Linked DNA regions of Homo sapiens: region 1 is linked to region 2. Evidence: chromatin loops called from intact Hi-C (ENCODE). Cell type or tissue: HepG2. All regions are shown on one strand. Each heading gives the region's core, and the rest is flanking DNA. Links, peaks and the distances in the headings are about the cores only.

What was found. A loop is a pair of places that touch in the nucleus more often than their neighbours do. Peaks named below come from ENCODE experiments on the same cell type or tissue, not always from the same donor. Only the 100,000 strongest peaks of a DNase experiment are listed, where the experiment ranks them.
Region 1: it touches region 2 in a loop (4-fold over the local background); 14 of 110 quality-filtered maps call a loop at or near these places.

Annotation. Positions count from the first base shown.
Region 1 is chr20:810,188-820,251 of GRCh38, forward strand. No RefSeq gene overlaps it. Among named protein-coding and RNA genes, the nearest start is that of FAM110A, 18 kb to the right of the region's middle. RefSeq lists a silencer at 7,396-7,572. In HepG2, for the core only: CTCF peaks have their summits at 6,023 (motif pointing right) and 8,981 (motif pointing right); DNase peaks (open chromatin) are centred at 6,024 and 8,974.
Region 2 is chr20:1,180,252-1,190,315 of GRCh38, forward strand. It overlaps TMEM74B (transmembrane protein 74B), which reads right to left and starts at 4,730. Exons shown (of 3, transcript NM_001304748.2): 1 at 4,051-4,730; 2 at 3,520-3,697; 3 at 319-1,336. The coding sequence starts at 3,550. The coding sequence ends at 597. In HepG2, for the core only: a CTCF peak has its summit at 5,678 (motif pointing left); DNase peaks (open chromatin) are centred at 5,670, 6,630 and 7,730; H3K4me3 peaks cover 3,189 bases.

The DNA of each region.
Region 1 (10,064 bases), core at 1,217-9,216, 370 kb before region 2:
ATGACCTGGAAAACCCCTCCCCACTTCAGGTTGTCTCACCTTTCTGGATGGAATTGATGTACATCTTACGTATTTGCTGACTGATGTCTCATGTCTCCCTAAAATGTATAAAACCTAGCTGTGCCCCAACTACCTTGGGCACATGTTATCAGGACCTCCTATGGCTGTGTCACTGGTGTGTCCTTGACCTTGGTAGAATAAATTTTCTAAATTGATTGAGACTTGTCTCAGATAACTCTTGATTTGCAGTAAGTAGCATTTCTAAACATCTCTGGAATGCATGCATATTGAAACTCATTATGCAACCCTTGCTGACATCAAGGCAGGAAAATGTCTACAAATGTAATCATTTAGCGTGACCTATGTGGCTAATGTGGACCAAATTATCCTTAAGCTCCTGCTTTAAGGTGCATAAATGCCCCTGAGGAAAAATCCACCTTGGCACTCTCCATCCTATCTTGCTGAGATTCTTGCCTGCACTCTTCTACAGAGTTCTTTCTTTCTAATAAAACTTTCCTTTTTTCAAACCAATACTATTATCCATAAATTCTTCTTCTTTTTTTGTTTTTTTGAAACGGAATCTCACTTTGTTGCCCAGGCTGGAGTGCAGTAGCATGATCTTGGCTCACTGCAACCTCCACCTCCTGGGCTCAAGTGAGTCTCCTGCCTCAGCCTCCAGAGTAGCTGGGATTACAGACGTCCACCACCACGTCCAGCTAATTTTTGTATTTTTAGTAGAGATGAGGTTTCACCATGTTGGCCAGGCTGGTTTTGAACTCCTGACCTCAAATGATCCACCTGCCTTGGCCTCCCAAAGTGCTGGGATTATAGGTATGAGCCACCATGCCCAGCAGTAAATTCTCCTTACTAATCCACGAGTGGACCACTTTCCAATGCTGAGGCTCTGACACCTCGCTGGGCAGCCACTTTTGATTATTTTGGGTTGTCAGGGCTCAGGGACACAAGAACTTGCTCCTTAGGGGAGCTGGAGGTCTAGTAGGGATTGCTTGTTCTCCATCAGGCCCCTAGTAGGGAGGCCTCTCCTGTCCCCAATCCCTGACTCCCAGGGATGCTCCCCTCCAAACCACAGCAGGAAGTTCCTCCTTAGGTCAGACCCACAGCCCTGATGCTGTGGTCTCACTGCAGGTCATAGTCTCACAGGGGCCTCTTATATTATTTTAATTTTAATTTTAATTAAATTAAATTAATTTTTTTTTTTTAGATGGAGTCTCGCTCTTATCGCCCAGGCTGGAGTGCGGTGGTGTGATCTTGGCTCACTGCAACTTCTGCCTCCCAGGTTCAAGTGATTCTCCTGCCTCAGCCACCTGAGTAGCTGGGATTACAGGCATCCGCCACCATGCCTGGCTAATTTTTGTATTTTTAGTAGAGACAGGGTTTTGCCATGTTGACCAGGCTGGTCTCGAAATCCTGGCCTCAAGTGTTCTGCCTGCCTCAGCCTCCCAAAGTGCTGGGATTACAGGTGTGAGCCACCGTGCCTGGTCTTATATTATTTTAATTTTAAATTTAAGAATACATTCTTAATATCAACCTTCAAAGACTCCCTGTTGCTTACCAAGTTAAGAAAACTACTTAAACCTCACATATAATTCCTTTCTCAACTGGGACCAATAAACCGTGACAGCTTTATTGAAGGGGGCCAGCCCCTTCACACCTGTGGGTATTTCTCGTCAGGTGGGATGAGAGACTGAGAAAAGAAATAGACACAGGGACAAAGTACAGAGAAAGAACAGTGGGCCCAGGGCACTGGCGCTCAGCATACGAAGGACCCGCACCGGCGCCAGCCTCTGAGTTCCCTCAGTATTTATTGATCATGATCTTTACTATCTTAGCAAGGGGAGTGTAGCAGGGCAACAGGTGGGGAGAAGGTCAGCAGGGAAACATGTGAGCAAAGGAATCTGTATCATGAGTAAGTTCAAGGAAAGATACTGTGCCCGGATGTGCACGAAGGCTAGATTTATGTTTCTCTTTACCCAAGTATCTCAGTGTAGCAAAGAGCAACAGAGCAGTATTGCTGCCAGCATATCTCGCCTCCAGCCACAGGGCGGTTTTCTCCTATCTCAGAATAGAATGAATGGGAATGGTCGGCTTTACACAGAGACATTCCATTCCCAGGGATGAGCAGAGAAGCCTTCCTCTTATCTCAACTGCAAAGAGGCCTCCCTCTTTCACTCCTCCTCCTCAGCACAGACCCTTTATGGGTGTCGGGCTGGGGGATGGTAAGGTCTTTCCTTTCCCATGAGGCCATATCTCAGGCTGTCTCAGTTGGGGGAAACGTTGGACAATACCCAGGCTTTCTTGGGCAGAGGTCCCTGTGGCTTTCCACAGTGCATTGTGTCCTTGGTTAACAGAGAATGGAGAATGGCGATGACTTTTACCAAGCATACTGCCTGCAAACATATTAACAAGGCACATCCTGCACAGTCCTAAATCCATTAAACTTTGATCCAATACAGCACATGTTTCTGTGAGCACAGGGTTGGGGATAAAGTTACAAGTTAACAGCATCTCAAAGCAGAAACAATTTTTCTTAATACAGATCAAAATGGAGTTTCTTATGTTTCCTTTTCTACATAGACACAGTAACAATCTGATTTCTCTTTCTTTTCCCCACACTTTCTCACGTGTTCTTTCTTTCTTTCTTTCTTTTCTTTTTTGAGATGGAGTCTCGCTTTGTTGCCCAGGCTGGAGTGCAGTGGCGTAATCTCAGCTCACTGCAAACTCTGCCTCCCAGGTTCAAGTGATTCTCGTGCCTCAGCCTCCCGAGCAGCTGGGATTACAGGCATGCACCATGACGCCCAGCTAATTTTTGTATTTTCAGTAGAGACGGGTTTCACCATCTTGGCCAGGCTGGTCTCGAACTCCTGACCTCAAGTGATCCACCTACCTCAGCCTCCCAAATTACTGGGATCATATGAATGAGCCACCATGCCTGGCCCATGTTTTTCTTGTACTTTAGGCTTTGCTACTTACAACCAGAACTGCTTACCATTCTGTCAGAAGCCTTCCAACCAGGGCAACTCCATCTTGAATAGGGGCTGGGTAAAATAAGGCTGAGACCCACTGAACTGCTTTCCCAGAAGGTCAGACATTCTTAGTCACAGGATGGGATAGGAGTTTGGCAGGACTGGTATCACAAGTACAGGTCACAAAGACCCTGCTGATAAAACAGGATGCAGTAAAAGAAGCCGGCCAAAATCCACCAAAACTACGATGGGGATGAAAGTGACCTCGATTCGTCCTCACTGCTCATTATATAGGAATTATAATGCATTCGCATGCTAAAAGACACTCCCACCAGCACCATGAGAATTTACCAATGCCATGGCAACGTCAGGAAGTTACCCTACATGGTCTAAAAAGGGGACGAACCCTCAGTTCTGGGAATTGCCCATCCCTTTCCTGGTAAAACAATGAATAATCCACCCCTTGTTTAGCATACGATCAAGGAGTAACTATAAGTATGTTCAGCTGAGCAGCCCATGCCACTGCCCTGCCTATGGAGTAGCCATTATTTTATTCCTTTACTTTCTTAAATAAACTTGCTTTCACTTTACTCTATGGATTCACCCCAAATTCCTTCTTGTGTGAGGTCCAGAAACCCTGTCTTGGGGTCTGGTTTGGTACCCCTTTCTGGTAATAATTCTGTAAGTATTTGTAGTACGTCTGAGCCACCAAAATTTCCATACTGATCCTTCCATTAGAATATCCTTTCTGCCTGTCTCTTTCTGGCAGGATCTGATCCATATTTCAAAGCCAGTCTCAAATGCCACCTTTTCCAAAGAAACCTATCCTTATATCTTTATCTAATACAAACAGTATATATTGGGAGCCTAAGAAATGCTTGTTGCATACATCAATGAATGAACCCCAAACCAATGTATTTCTCCCTTCCTTGTAATCTCCAGAAATGTTTATAAACTTTGTTGTTGTTTATTTGTTTGTTTTATTTTTATTTTTATTTTGAGATGGAGTTTTGTTCTTGTCACCCAGGCGGGAGTGTAATGGCGCGATCTCGGCTCACCACAACCTCTGCCTCCTGGGTTCAAGTGATTCTCCTGTCTCAGCCTCCCGAGTAGCTGGGATTACAGGTGTGCACTACCATGCCCAGCTAATTTTTGTGGTTTTAGTAGAAATGGGGTTTCACCATGTTGGTCAGGCTGGTCTCAAACTCCTGACCTCAGGTGATCCACCCGCCTTGGCCTCCCAAAGTGCTGGGATTACAGGCGTGAGCCACCGTGCCCGGCCTGTTGCTATTTATTTAATATACTTTATTTTTTTGAGCGATTATAAGTTTATTTTTATTTATTTATTTATTTATTTATTTATTTTTGAGACAGGGTCTCATTGTCACCTCTTGCCCAGGCTGGAGTGCAGTGGCACGATGTTAGCTCACTGCAACCTCTGCCTCCCAGAGTCAAGTGATCCTGCCACCTCAGCCTCCTGAGTAGTTGGGACCACAGATGTGCACCACCACGCTGGGCTACTATTTTTATATTTTTAGTGCAGATGGGGTTTTGCCATGTTGCTCAGGCTGATCCTGAACTCCTGAGCTCAAGCAATCTGCCTGCCTTGGCCTCCCAAAGTTCTGGAATTACATGCGTGAGCTACTGAGCCCGGCCTTAGGTTTACAGAACAGCATTCCACCCATGTTATTTATGCAGGGGAGCACACCACACACATCACTTTGCAGCTTCCTTTCTCCTCTTATATGTCTTACAGATCTTTCTGTGTTCTGTACATTGAGACACTCATTCATTGGCTTCACTCATTCATTTGAATTCATTCCTTTGTTCAACAGATATTTATCGTCAGCTCTATGTCAGGCACTATGAGAAGTGCTTGGGATATAAAACTGAACAAAATAAACAAAGTCCTTTCCATTGGAGAGATGACATTCTAGTGTAAGGAGATAGACAATAGATAATAAATACAACAAATAAATAAATACATGGTTTAGTATGTTATAAGATGCTTTCTGTAGGAAAAAAGTGAGAGGGACCTGGAGTGGAGGGAGGACCGAGTGGGGACAGGTGCAGGGTGGGGGCAGCCAGTAGAGCCCCTCTGAGGAGGAGTGGATCACAGGAGGATGACTGGCAAGACCTAAAGGTGGCAAGCTGTCTCTGGTGCTGGCTCTGAGAGCAGGATAGCTGGAGTAGAGTGAGGGAAAGGCGAGGTCAGAGGTGAACCTGCAGGGCAGGTGGGGCTCCTTCCGCTAGCGCATGGTGTTCCATTATCCAGATGCACCAGGACAAATGTCGCCCACTGCCATTACTAGGTGCTTACCATGTGCCATCAAGAACAATACCGCAGGCCGGGTGCGGTGGCTCACGCCTGTAATCCCAGCATTTTGGGAGGCCAAGATGGGTGGATCACTTGAGGTCAGGAGTTCGAGACCAGCCTGGCTAACATGGTGAAACCTGGTCTCGACTAGAAATCTAAAATTAGCCTAGCGTGGAGGCGCACTCCTGTAAACCCAGCTACTTGGGAGGCTGAGGCAGGAGAATCTATTGAACCCAGGAGGCAGAGGTTGCAGTGAGCCTAGATTTCGCCATTGCACTCCAACTGGGCAAGAGCAAAAATCTGTCTCAAAAAACAAACAAAAACAATACTGCAATAAACATTCTGTCAGTCTGTCATTTTGCCCATGGACAGAATATCTGCAGAATTAATTCCCGGCAGTGAACTTGAGAGAGATCACCCAATTGCCTTCCAAAGGAGCTGTGCCTGGACCATGGGTTTCAGCACAAAGTGCTGCTCCCTCCAACTTGTAGACTCTTCTGGCAGGTCACGGTGGAGCTCACATTCTAGCGGGAGAGTGTCCAGGGCAGAGATATTCCATTCCGTGTCTTTTCTCCCAGGGCTCGCACAGAGAGGGTTCACGCGGTAGTCAGTAGGTGGGCAGTGCTTGGTGAAGGCATTGATGGGTGGAGGGATTGAAGGATGAATGAATGGATTAGGGGCTGACAGTGCCGCTGCAGTTACTCAAAGGAGCCACCAGGAGGCGCAGGGAGCCCACATTCTGGAGACAAACCTTTTAAAAAAAGCATCTGGTGACTTAACGACCTTTTCACCAATGGCTTGTGTGGGGCCTTAATGCTAGGGTGAGAAAAAGGTGGGAGATGGAAGAAAGGGGAGTGGGTAAAAGGACATGTGGGAGAAGAAGGCAGAGAGAGGGCCTTCTGAGGGGGCCTCCACGCCAGGTAAGGACCGTTTAGCTCCCCTAAGAGCCTGCAGCATTGATGCAGATCCCAGCAAAGCCAAAACCCCCTTATGCCCACAGTTGAGCCCAAAAGCCCAGAACAGAGGGGAAAAATAAATTTCAGGATAGGCCAGGTGAAGTGGCTTACGCCTGTAATCCCAAAACTTGGCGAGGTCAAGTAATCCCAAGTACTTTGGGAGGCTGACAGGGGAAACTCTATCTAAAAAAAAAAAATAAGAAAAGGAATTTCCAGGATAAATATGTACAGTATAATCCCATTTATGTGAAAAAAAAAATCTCCACAAATAAATTCCTTTGTGCGTGTGTGTGTGTGTGTGTGTGTGTGTGTTTGTGTGTGACGGAGTCTCAGTCTGTCGCCCAGGCTGAAGTGCAGTGGCACGTTCTCGGCTCACTGCAACCTCCGGCTCCCAGGTTCAAGCAATTCTCCTGCCTCAGCCTCCTGAGTATCTGGGATTACAGGCGTGTGACACCACACCCAGCTAATTTTTGTATTTGTGGTAGAGACGGGGTTTCACCATGTTGGTCAGGCTGGTCTCGAACTCCTGACCTCGTGATCTGCCCGCCTCAGCCTCCCATAAATTCTACATATTAGTTTGGGGAGTGTGTATTTACCACATACACATCTACAGGGAAAATCTGGAAAGGTAAATGTCGAATTGACAACAGTGGTTACTTTTGTTATTGTGTGTGTAGAGAGGGGCAGGGGACAAAAAGGAAAATGAGGAGTGATCAAAGGGGACTTTAATTTTCTTTTTTTTTTTTGAGACAGAGTCTCAGCTCACTGCAACCTCTGTCTCCCAGGTTCAAGTGATTCTCCTGCCTCAGCCTCCCAGGTAGCTGGGATTACAGGCACCCGCCACCACGCCTAGCTAATTTTTGTATTTTATTTTAGTAGAGACAGGGTTTCGGTTTCACCATGTTGGCCAGGCTGGTCTCAAACTCCTGACCTCAGGTGATCTGCCTGCTGCGGCCTCCCAAAGTGCTGGGATTACAGGCGTGAGTCACTGCACCGGGCCCCCAAAGGGGACTTTAGACTAAACTGAAACATTTTAACTTTCCAGGAATCTGTAACCCTGCTATTATATAACCACAAATTAAAAATTACTTTAAAAAATGAAAAAAAAAAAAAAAAAAAAAAGGCTGGGAGCGGTGGCTCACACCTGTAATCCCAGCACTTTGGGAGGCTGAGGCAGGAGGATCACGAGGTCAGGGGTTTGAGACCAGCCTGGCCAAAACGGTGAAACCCTGCCTCTACTAAAAAGACAAAAATTAGCAGAGTGTGGTGGCACGTGCCTGCAGTTCCAACTACTCAGGAGGCTGAGGCAGGAGAATCGCTTGAACTTGGGAGGCAGAGGTTGCAGTGAGCCTAGACTGCGCCATTGCACTCCAGCCTGGGCAACAGAGCAAGACTCCGGCTCAAAGAAAAAAAAAAAAGGAAAAGAGAAAAAAAAAGGAACAATAACAACAACAAAAATTAAATGCTATCTTGTGTTGCATCAATAGAAGTCTTACGTGCAGCTCAAGGGAGGTGACAGCCCCCTCTGCTCTGCTCAGACCACACCTGGGACCTCCTTTCCTCTTCTTGGCCCTGTCCCGTGAGAAGAATAATGACAGCCTAAGGCATGCTGGGGGTTGGAGATGGGGGGAGGCTGGGGCCATCTGCACATGATACAGATCCAGGAATAGTCCCTTTACCCAAGCGGGAGAAACTGGGCAGGTGAGCAGCTTCCAGGTGTGTGGATGGCAAATGGATGCCAGACTTTAGGATAGGAATCCAGGGGTGCAGCGGATGGAAAGTCCAGCCCAGGATGGGGCATAGTTTTCCCACCCAGCTAGGGAGGGAGGGTAGGGGCTACTCTGGGGTGTCAGGAGTGCCGAAGCCTGAGGTAGGCGCAAGCCAGGCAGCATGGCAGCATCCTTCCAGAGGGTGTTGTGCAGCTGTGGAAAACAATTGCTGGGAGGCCGGCAGGGGCAGTGGTGGAGGAGACCAGAGCTTAATTCTAGGTGAGTCACAATAGCCTCATCTGTAGAATGAGTGAGGGGTGGGGCGTAGTTTCAGATTTTTTTTTTTTTTTTGACACGTAGTTTCGCTCCTGTTGCCCAGGCTGGAGCGCAATGGCGCAATCTCGGCTCACCGCAACCTCCGCCTCCCGGGTTCAAGCGACTCTCCTGCCTCAGCCTCCTGAGTAGCTGGGATTACAGCCATGTGCCACCATGCCCGGCTAATTTTGTATTTTTAGTAGAGACGGGGTTTCTCCATGTTGGTCAGGCTGGTCTTGAACTCTTGATCCGCCCGCCTTGGCCTCCCAAAGTGCTGGGATTACAGGCGTCAGCCACCGTGCCCCACCAGTTTCTGACTGATTTTCTTTTTTTTTTTTTTTTGAGACGGAGTCCCGCTCTGTCGCCCGGGCGAAGTGCAGTGGCGCGATCTCGGCTCCCTGCAAGCTCCGCCTCCCGGGTTCACGCCATTCCCGGGCCTGGGACCACAGGCGCCGCCACCACGCCCGGCTAGTATCTTTTTTTATTTTTATTTTCAATAGAGACGGGGTTTCACCGTGTTAGCCAGGACGGTCTCGATCTCCCGACCTCGTGATCCGCCCGCCTCGGCCTCCCAAAGTGCCGGGATCACAGGCGTGAGCCACCGCGCCGGGCCCAGCTTCTGATTTTATGCAGCTGGCGGGATCTTGTTCTTGGTCCTTTAAGGCGACCGGAGGGATTGCAGTTTTAAAAACTCGCCAGCAGAGGTCGCCTTCTGACGGATTTGACCAAAAAATCCATTCCGGTGGGAAAGGGGAACCTGCGCCTGCGATTCTCTCTCTCTCCCCCTCTCTCCCTCTCTCTTTCTCTCCCCCCCTCTCTCTCTCTCCCTCCCTCCCTCTCTCCTCCTACTCCTCCCTCCCTCCCTCTCTCTGTCTCTCCCTCCCTCCCTCCCGCTCTCTCCCCCCTCCCCCTCTCCCCCTCCCTCCCTCCCTTCCTCCCTCTCTGTCTCTTTCTTTGAGACAAAGTTTCACTCTGTCACCCAGGCTGGAGTGCAGTGGCACGATCTCCACTCACTGCAACCTCTGCCTCCCGGGGTTCGTGATTCTCATGCCTCAGCCTCCCGAGTAGCTGGGATTACAGGCGCCCGCCACCACGCCCGGCTAATTTTTGTATTTTTAGTAGAGACGGGGTTTTGCCATGTTGGCCAGGCTGGTCTCAAACTCCTGACCTCAAGTGATCTGCCTGCCTCGGCCTCCCAAACTAAGATTCATTTGTTGACTAAGTGAATAAAAGGGGAGACATTGAAGAGGGGGACCCGACTGGATTTGGGGGTGAAGGTGGAGTTGAGAGTGACTTTGAGGCTTCTGCTTGAGCAATGAGTGGAGGGTGCCTCTCCTGAGCTGGGGAAACTGGGGCAGCACTGACGGAGGGGACACAGCTACAGAGGGGAGAACCCTCTCCTGCCGGGGCTGCGGGTTACAGCCTGCACTGCGATTCTCTGATCTCAGGGACCTCAGACTTCTGGGGCCCTGTCCCCTACCTCTGTGTATGACCCTAGCTGGCTGAGGGCTGAAGGCTTGCTGTTGGCTCTTTCTGCACCCTCAGCCTTCTCCTTCCTCTTCCCTCTGCAGGACTCTGTCCTGGGTCCTTAGGAAGAGTCCAGGCCCCAGGACAGGGAAGTTGGGTCAGGCCTGGACCTCACATTCCCTGCCTGTCCCATGAGGTGGACAGTGAGAGGACAAATGCCTGGACCCCTGGCCCCAAACCCAAGAGCAGATGTACCGGAGAAGAGCTTCTTAGAGCACCAGGTGCCAGGGCTGCGGTGGAGAATCAGGGGGGCCCA
Region 2 (10,064 bases), core at 738-8,737:
ACCTGAGGGGTCATCCAGTCCAACCCCCTCACTTGAAGGCAGGGCAACTGAGGCCTGGTGAGGGTAGGATCACAGTTTAGTCAGTGGGGGTACTGGGGGTCACTCTGGTGCTGACTTCTCCCCTCATCATGAAGCCACCTCCCCCACCTTAGATGATCAGGGCTGAAAGGGACCCCTCCACGGCCAATCAACACCCTCACTCAGCCAATAAGGACAGCAGAGGTCCCTCACTCCCCAAGGCATGAGGGAAGAGGATGGGCAACCTTTCAAACAGCTCCCAATCTTGAGAAATGCCAAGAAACCTCATCCTCCAAGAGCAGCGGTTTCCAAACTTTTGTATTTTTAGCAGCAGAAGCCATCCTCCAAACAAAACCGTATGCAAAACCTCAGCTACAAAACAGATCAGTGGGCTGCTTGCCCGTGTGGGGCATGGGCTGGGCCCCGAGCTCTCCCTCCAGCACCCAGTACTTCTTCCACAAGGCCCTATGTGAGCTCAGTTTAAAACCCCAGGGCCTTGGCAGGGGTCAGGTGGGCGGGAGCAGGGGGTGGACCTTGTAGCACTGGAGCTAAAGCAGCCAGATAAGGTGGGCTAGTTCTTAAGACCTCTGGAGGGTGTGGCTAGTCTCTGAGACCTGGACAACTTCATTCTCCACCAGGGCCTGGCCCCCATCCCCATTGAGCTGTCTCATGCGCAGGTTAATGGAGCCGTAGGTCTTCCTGGAGCCCTTGCCGGGGACGAAGGTCCTCCGGCGGTACAGCTCGCCCTTGCACAGGGAGACCATGAGCAGCACCGACAAGAGCATGCCGCCCACCGTGAGCAGCCCGAGGCCTGCGATGATGCACCTGTCCAGGTGGGAGCCTAGGCGGGCGTAGTACATCTCCAGTCGTTCCATCTCCCGCGCTGTCACTGTGTCCGGATTGACTCGAGCCTCACGGGGGATGGCGTATGCTGTCACCACCAGAAGAATCCCACTCACCAGGAAAACGAGGGCGGAAACAAAGCCATAATCCACCGGGCGGCTCACGGGCTCCAGGGCTGGCCCCTCCTCTGAATGAAGGGACAGATCATCCCGCTGGGATCGGGGCAGTGAGGAGACACCCCCAGGGGGACTGGGTGAGCTGCCCAGTCTCGTGTTCCCAGGGTTCTGGAAATGGGTCTCATGCTCCTCTGAGGAGAAGCAGGCATTCTCCACACCCTCCCTGGTTGGGGCCACTGGGCCCAGGGGAGCTGATCTCCTTGGGGCTTGGGGACCATTGCTCAGTGTCTTCAGTTCCAGACCAGGGGGAGATGCCATTGGGAAGGAGGGCCCCAGCTCATCCCTTGGCCCCTTGGCAGCTGGAAGAGAAAAAAGAAAGTCAGTTGAATGTAGCAACCTCTCCCTGTTGTGGAGGACATCATACCAGTCCCTAAGCACATGAAGGTGAGTCAGGCACAATTCCCACTTGGGGGTGTCTGCCAGACAGAGGGGAAGACAGGGAATAAGACGATGACAGAACAGTGTGATCCAAGCCCAGATCCCACTCTACCACCGGGTGGGGTATGGCTGTGGGCAATTCACTAATCCTGTCTGGCTTCAGTTTCCCCACCTATAAAATAATACTACTACTACCCTCTAGTTCGCAAAGCTGGAGTAGGATTGAGATAACCTATACGAAGTACTCAGAACACTAAGTGCTCAAAGTTAGCGATGAGTTCCTATTATACTGGAGGGAATGTAGGTAGTGTGAATATCAGGCTCAAATCCCAGCTTCACCACTTGGGCTTGGGCAAGTGATGTGACCTCTCCAGATTCGGTCTTCATCTTATCTATAAAATGGTAATGAATAAAATGCCTCCCTCATAAGGTTGTTGTGAGGATTTCATAAAATAGTGCATGCAAGACCCTGGCCAGTGCAATCCATGGACCTTGTTGTATGAGGGAAGGATGACGGAGGGGTGGGGGAGGGGGTAGAAATGCAGAAGTTGTTGTGGGAACAAAGAGGAAGGGAAGTTTCTGGGAGTTGGTGGCATTTGAGCCAGATCTCAGAAGATGAATTGGATACTTCCCAGCAATGGAAGGTGATGAGGGCATTCTGGAAAGGGGAACAGACTGCCTCAGAGGCCAGCTGGGGCCGGCTCACAGAGGACTCTGAAAGCCAGGCCAAGGAGCCCGAGAGCCATGCAGAGCTGAGGAGCTGGAGCAGGAAGTGCCTCGGCTTCAGAAGAAAGGAGGACTGATGAGATGGGAGGGGGCAAAGTGGAGGATGGGGGTCCAGCAAGGAAGCCAGCAGGTTGGGGATGGCATGGCTAAAAGGGCCAAGAGGAAGGGGCAGACTGGAGAGCCATGACTAGGTCAAAGCCAAATGCCTTTATGTAAACAGAAGTGTGGGGACCTGGACTAGAACCACAGGAGGGGAACCGGGAGGGAGAGGCGAGAAGAGGGACACTCTCTGTGCTGCAAGAGGAGTTACCCCACCCAAGAACCTGAACACAAACCCACCCAGACACAGACAGCACATGTGCATTCCCGCTGAAGGATACTGACTTACAGCCCGGGGACCATATTTGGCTGATAGAAGTTTTGCTTTGTTTTGTTCCTGGCCTGTTCATTTGTTTTTGGTGAATTAGTTGCAAATGTATAAAAAGCAAAAGATTTTAGATTTTACATTTTAAATGTTGGATTCCTGGCTTCTCCTGCAAAATGAAAGAATCTGGCCACCTTAGGCCCCCGTTCCCTTGTAACACTCGCCTGGAGTTGGCAATCGGGGCTCTTAGGCAGATCTAGCCTCTCCCCGACAGGTCCCACCTCAGCCCCCTTCCCTGCCTGGCATGTGTCATTCCTAATCCACAGCAGAACTGCATCATTCCTTGTATACACTGATGGCCTGAGGGCACATACACTCAGAGCCCTAGGCGCACAAGCCATGGGCTACAGAGACCACCAGGTGCAGAGTGGCTCACATGCTCCGGTGTGTCTACGCACACATACATGCACACACACACGATTCTCTGCATTCTCATGCCGGAGTTTATTCTCCAGTGCACTGTGGTTCGTTCTCTGTGTGTGTGTGTGTGTGTGTGTGTTTGTGTGTGTGTGTGTGTGTAAATATGAGCAAATGAAGTGAGGATGAATGGAATGAATGAATGAATGAAACTCAAAGAGCCTCAGTGCAGGAAGACATGTTTTTCAATCTTTCTGACCTTCTTGTCAATATGGACTAGCATCAGACACCTCCTCTTAGCACATATAGGGCCTTTCATGTGAGTACAAAGCTCTTTTCCCTTTACAGCCCATTTCTATCACTACGTCTCTCTTTCCAGAGTCTCAATTTAGTAAATGTTTACCAAGCACCTACTAGCTGTTGAGCCATGTACCCGACACTTCATGCAGGAGTATCTCATATCACCCTCACCAGCCCCACGATCCGGAATTACTGTCTCTATTTCATAAAACATGGCCAAGATCCCATGGCATGTATGGGAGGGTGGAGGACAGGAGTTGAATGCAGATTCCCTAAGAATTATTATCATGTACAAACCTGCAAACTCATACCCCTGTGCTGGTGGCATCACTCCACCAGCCTTCCCTGGCTCTGCATCCCTCACTCATAGACTCTTCATTTTATCCAGCTGTTTATCAGCAACCGTGAGCACCTTGAGAGCAGGCATAAGTTTGAATTCCATCTGGGTCCCCAGCCTGCGCCCAGACTGCTTTTACTTTCCAGTGAATAGACAGAAAAAAGAGATGTGTTTGTTGGTTGGCTTTTTACTCTTAGCACCAAAAACATTTTCCTGAGTGCCCAGCCACAAACAGGGACCAGCAGTGGGTGCCACATGGGTGCTCAGAAGTGGCCCCCACCCACACCCTCAGCACCTTCCACCCAACTCAGCTCCTGGAGTGGCCCAGGAACCCCTTTCCCAGACTGATATATTGATGCCTCCACACCCTGGAAGAAATCTGGAGCTCCCAAATTCTGGGAGCAGAGCTCTCCTTCATGCTGCAGGAACCCAAAACTTTTTTCTTAGGATGCCACAGTGAGAGGGCAGAGAAAAATGAGGATTCCTCTCACCCAGAGTTAGGACATCTCTCTGTTTCATGCCCAGGTTCAGAGATATTCACCAGTTACACAAAGGCCGTGCCCAATTACCCTAACATAAGCAGAAACACACCAACTGACATAGCTGCTCCCGCCCACCATTCACACCCCACGACCCCACCAGTTACTAATTTCATCTGCAGTCAGACAGGTCCTGAAAGGAACACTCCAGTTCCACACACACTCCCCCAGCAGCTGTTCCCACAGCAGTACCCACAGACACCCAGAAGTCACGTAGTGTGACCCTCGGATCTTCGGGCCACGCGAGTACCCCGTCACACGCACACGCGCGTACACACACACACACACACACACACACACACACACAAAGTGCCCCTGGGAGTGAGACCCAAGCCAGATCCACCAAGACCCGCAGGGGCCCAATACCCCACCCGCCGCGCGCACTGACACCCGGAGAGAGGGACGCACAGCGGCTGTGGGTGAAGCTTCACAAAACCCAGTCGATAGACACACGCACGAGTTGTACACAAAGCCTTGGGGCGCGCAGATACGCACACGCAGGTCCACGCTGTTGTACCCAAAGTTGCGCGCAGAAAGCCCCAGCACGCCGGCTGCCCACCGCGCCCGCTCCCGCCGGCCCAGTCCACACCCCCTGCTCCTGCCCTTGCCCACAGACGCGGGACCCGGAAGGCCGAACCGGACCAGGCGGAGGCCCGGGGAGGCCGGGTCCCCTGGTCGCATGTCCTTCGGCGGGCCGCGAGGTCAGGCTCGCCGTCCTTCGCCGCCACTCCCCGCCCCCGGCCCTCGGCCTCCTGCCGCCCCCAGCGGTCCCCTCTCCGCGTGCGTACCTGTGCCGGGCCTCCCTCCCCGCCTCACCACGCTGGGGCGAAGGGCGCCCGGCCGCCGGCGGGCGAGGGTGCGTCCTCTCCGGTGCCCGTCCGCCTTCCTGCAGCCGGCGTACGCCTGCGGGGGTCTCGCCTGCGGGGGTCTCTCTCCTGCGGCGCAGCCCGGAGGGCGCGGGCCCGGCCGCCACCGCCTCGCCCTCCCGGTCTCCCGCCCCCTTCCCGGCCCGGCCCGGAGCCACTGCCGAGGCGCACGTACCTACTCGCGCCGCGCGGAGCTGTACGGCGGCGGTGGCGGCCGCTGGGGAGGCGGGGGGGGGATCCGGGGACGGAGGGACGGGAGAAGGGGCGGGGGCCGGGGCTCGCCGAGCGCCGCGGAGGGAGCTCCGCCCGCGGCCGGCGAGGGCGCCCGGAGAGTTAGCAAGGAGAGGGACAGGAAGGCGGGTGATGGGCTGGGGCGAGGGTGCGGGGGCTCCGATCCACCGTCCTCCCCTCCCCTCCAGGCAGATCTGGATCGCCGGCGCCTGGGCTTAGGGAACTGGGGCTTGGAGCCCGCGGTCCACGGGCGCAGGGGCGGGGCGGGCGGGGGCTGCTGAAGAAGATCCCTCCCCACCACCGGAGAGCCCCTATTGCGCCAAGCGCAGGTGCCTCCCCACTCCTCACCCCCACTCTGCCACTTCCCCTTCCCCCCACCCCCACCCCGCACGCAGCCCCCAGGTAGGACCCCGGGTCCTCTCCGAGGTCCTTAGGTCGGGACGGTCTCCTCGGGCGCTTGCGGCTCCGTGGCTCAAGGGCGCCACCTGAAGGCTGCAAGAAAGAATCCGACGATCCCCCTCCCCCTTTTCTCTGCAATTTTTTTCTCCGTGGGACAGTGGAGTGCTCCGCCCAAGAGGGGTGTTCTCCTGGGGGCATTGCCAATGGCCAAACACACCCTCACCCTCCAAGGCCCAGCTGTGGGGCCTCTTCTCCTGGAACCCCTCCCTGGGCACACACCCACTTACCCCACGGGCCCCTCCATCTGGGCTCTCCTTTTGCCCGCACTGTTTGCTCTTGTCTCTGACGGTCGTGATTTTGTTTAAGGGTCAGCCTCCTCCATCGGATTGGCAGCTCCTGGAGAGCAGGACCCATGTCTGATCACCTAGAAGACCTAGGTGGGTGTGGGTGAACAGGCTGTGAAAAGGGGTGACTTTCACTTCTTTCCTTTACAGGGCCGGAGTTAAGATGAGTCCAGCGAAGTGCCTAGAGTACCAAATTCATGGAGACGTTTCCTCTTTGGGGAACACACGCCAACCCCAGAGACAGCTTTGGTCTGAATCGTGCAGGTTCCGGGAAGACACGGTGACCAGCTGAATCGTGTGGTCTCGGTTAGTACCTCTGGCCTCTGAGCCTGTATCCACTTCTGTCCATGAGGATTGTGAATGTGCAGGCTTTGAGGGCTCTGGGAAGGCCAGCAGAAGTTGGCCATGTGGAAGGACAGGCGAATGAGTGTGCCATGTCCTGCTCCTCGGCCACCTCATGAGCGGAGCCTGACCTGCCCTCCTCCAAAGTTCTGTGCAGCCCTCCCCAACCAGGAGACTGGAAGTCACCCTGGATGATGGATGCCTGTGCCTTCAAGGCCAGCATAGCCTAGCCCTAGGCAGGTCCACCAGGGCTGGGAAGGCCTCCATTTCCTCCCAGCCTTGCAGAGGCCTGGCCCGTTGTTAGAGACTTCAAAGGGATGCTAGCCCTGGCACCACACTCCTGTTCAAATCCCAGCTCCACCCCCACAGCTGGGTGCCCTGGTGTAAAGGACTGCCCTCCTGGAGCTCGGTTTCCTCCTCTGTGAAACGGATGTAGGAAGTGTTATGGGAATGGGATGAGATACCGCCTTTAAAGCACTCACTGTTCCTTCCCTCAGTCATGCGCTGTCCTACCTCAGCCTTTGCGCTGGCTGTTCCTTCTGCCTGGGACGTTTTTCTTTCTGATATTTCCCGCACTCACCCCCTTCCCTCACTTCCTTCAAGTCTTTGCTCAAATGCCACCTTCTCAGAGACGCCATTCCAGGCCATCCTTTCAAAAATAGCAGTGCCCCAGCACTCTTTACTCCCTCACTCTGAATTTTTCTCTATAGCACTTACCAACTGACATTAGTTTCTGTTTGCTTATTGCCACCTCCCCTAAAAAATAAGTGCCAAAAGAAGAGGGTTTTTGCCTGTTTCCCTCCCTGCAGTATCCCCAGACACTAGAAAAGGGGCTAACACCTAGGAAGCTCTGGATAAGTGCTCACTGAATAAAGAACAGAGAAAATGGGCAAATATTATATACTAGTTAGCTAGGTAGACTCCATCCCTACACTCAGGAAGCTTGTATTCTAGTGGGAGAAAAGGATAAGTAAATGTAACATTGCAGTTATAGTAAATGCTACCAAATAAAAGTATAGAGTGCAAGCCTCAAACAAGGGTGCCAACCTAGTCTTGGGGATAGGAATGGCTTCCTGTAAAAGTGTGGACTGAGCTGAGATTAGAAGGATGAGTAGAAGGCAACCAGATAAAGAGGGGAGGAAAGAGAAGTCCAGCAGAGCGCCTAGCATAGGCGAAGACCTTGGGGTAGAAGGAAGTGTGTGACGAGTTTGAGAGTTGCAGGAGACCAGTATGGTTGTCATGGAGGGCCTGATAAGGAACCTGGTAGGAGACGAGCCTGGGCTTAGCAGGTCAGGTCACTGCAGAGCCTTACAGGCCAAGTAATTTGTTCTTTATCCTCAGAGCAGTGGAGAGCCTCACTGATGAATGTAAGTAAAGGGTTAACAAAACCTTTTCCTCTTTTGCATGAGAATTTGACCTTTGGAAGCTCTGTTTCCTGGAAACAGATAAACATATGTCTGCTATGTTACTAAGCAACATTGCTTCTGATAAAAATGACCCCTGAGGAGGAGGCTAGAATGATCCATGTGGCAACAGATTAGAATTGGAGATACCAGAATGAACTCATGTTTAGCTTAATATAGATGCAGATGATTACATACAGAAAGTTATATATATATATAATACACACACACACACACACACACACACACGGGCTAGTATACACACATTTATTTCCTTACTGTCAGGCGAGAGGGCCTAGAAGCAATGATACTCCATAGCAACAAGCACACGTAGCACTGAAATCTTGGTTTCTAATACCATTCTCCAATAAAAGGATCCAAGGCTCCTTGAAGAAATTGCTGTTTATAGGACTTGGGCAGGAAACACTACAAGATGAGCCCAGAGCATCTGATAGTGCCAGAAAGTAAAGAAATGCTACACACACACACACACCACACACCACACACACATGCCACACACACTCTACACACACTACACATACACTACACACACCACACACACTACACACACATGCCACACACACACTCTACACACACACTACACACACCACACACATACCACATGCACCACACACACCACACGCACTACACACACACCATACACACAATACACATACTACACACACACCACACACATACACTACCTACACACACCACACACACTACACACACACCACACACACACACAAATGGTGGGGGTAGGAGCTAACTGAAAGAGTTCCCAATGGCCAAAGCTGGAAAAATTTGAGTGACAAAATAAATAAGGTAATATTGGACTGTAACAAAAAGTATGAAATAAATATCTATGAGTCCATACTGATAAAAATAACTGAACAAACAGGTAGAAAAGAGAAATCTCCCATGCAGAATTCCAAATTCTGTATCTAGATAACTCAGTCCTTGAGGAGGGGAACTGTAACTCCCCATTTTGAAAGTGCGAGGTGCACATAATGACTCCCTTTCCAAGAGTGTTTTATGGAAAGCGCTGGGGTGGCGGGGCGGGGGCGGGGGCAGGTGGGAAGTAACTTTACAGTGGAGAAACTGACAAACGTGATGACCTCAGCCAGGTGATGAAAGTCAACTCCAACAGTCAAATCACGTCGCTAGTAGGTACCTTGGATATGATGCGGCACAAATGGCACTTTACCTCTGTTGTCTTCCTCCCCAAAACCCATAGCTGCAGTCTAGTCATCAGATAAACATCAGACAAATCCCAATGAAGAAAATTCTACAAAACATCTGACTAGTTCTCCTCAAAGGTCATCAAAACAAGGAAAGTCTGAGAAATTGTCACAAACGATAGGAACCTAAAAAGACATAACGACTCAATGTAGTGTGGTACCCTTGATAGAATACTGGAACAGGAAAAGGAAATTTTGCAAAAACTATGGAAATATAAATAAAGTATGGACTTTAGCTAATAACAGTGTATCAGTGTTGGTTAATTGTAACAAATATACTCATGTAAGATGTTAACAGTAGGGGAAAGTGGGTTTGGGGTTGATGTCCTTCGGATGTTTGTCTCCTCCAAATCTCATGTTGAAATTTGATCCCCAGTGGCAGACTTGGGGCCTGGTGGGAGATGTTTGAATCATGGGGGTGGATCCCTCATGAATGGCTCTGTGCTGTCCCCACGGTAATAAGTGAGTTCTCACTCTATTCGTTCACTAGAGAACTGATTGTTAAAACAAGAGCCTGGCACTTTCCTCCCCTCTCCCTCTTGCTCCCTCTCTTGCCATGTGATGTCTGCTCCCCTTCTCTTTCTGCCATGATTGGAAGCTTCCTGAAGTCCTCACCAGAATCAGGTGCTAATGCCATCCTTCTTGTACAAGCCCACAAAACCATGAACCAAATATTAATAAACCTATTTTCTTCATAAACTACCCAGCCTGAAATATTCATTTCTTCTCCATCCCTCCTTCTCCTCCTCCTTCTTCTTGTTCTTTCTTCTTCTTCTCCTTCTTCTTCTGTTCTTCTTCTTCTTCTTCTTATTCTTCTTCGTCTTCTTCTCCTCCTCCTCCTTCTCCTTCTCCTTCCTCTTCCTCTTCCTCTTCTCCCACTCCTCCTCCTCCTCCTTCTTCTTCTTCTTCTTCTTCTTCTTCTTCTTCTTCTTCTTCTTCTTCTTCTTCTTCTTCTTCTTCTTCTCCTTCTCCTCCTCCTCCTCCTCCTCCTTCTCCTTCTCATTCCTCTTCCTCTTCCTCTTCTCCCACTCCTTCTTCTTCTTCAGAGATGGGGGCCTCATTCTGTCATCCAGGCTGGAGTGCACCAGCACTATCATAGCTCACTGCAGCTTCAAACTCCCAGGCTTAAACGATCCTTCC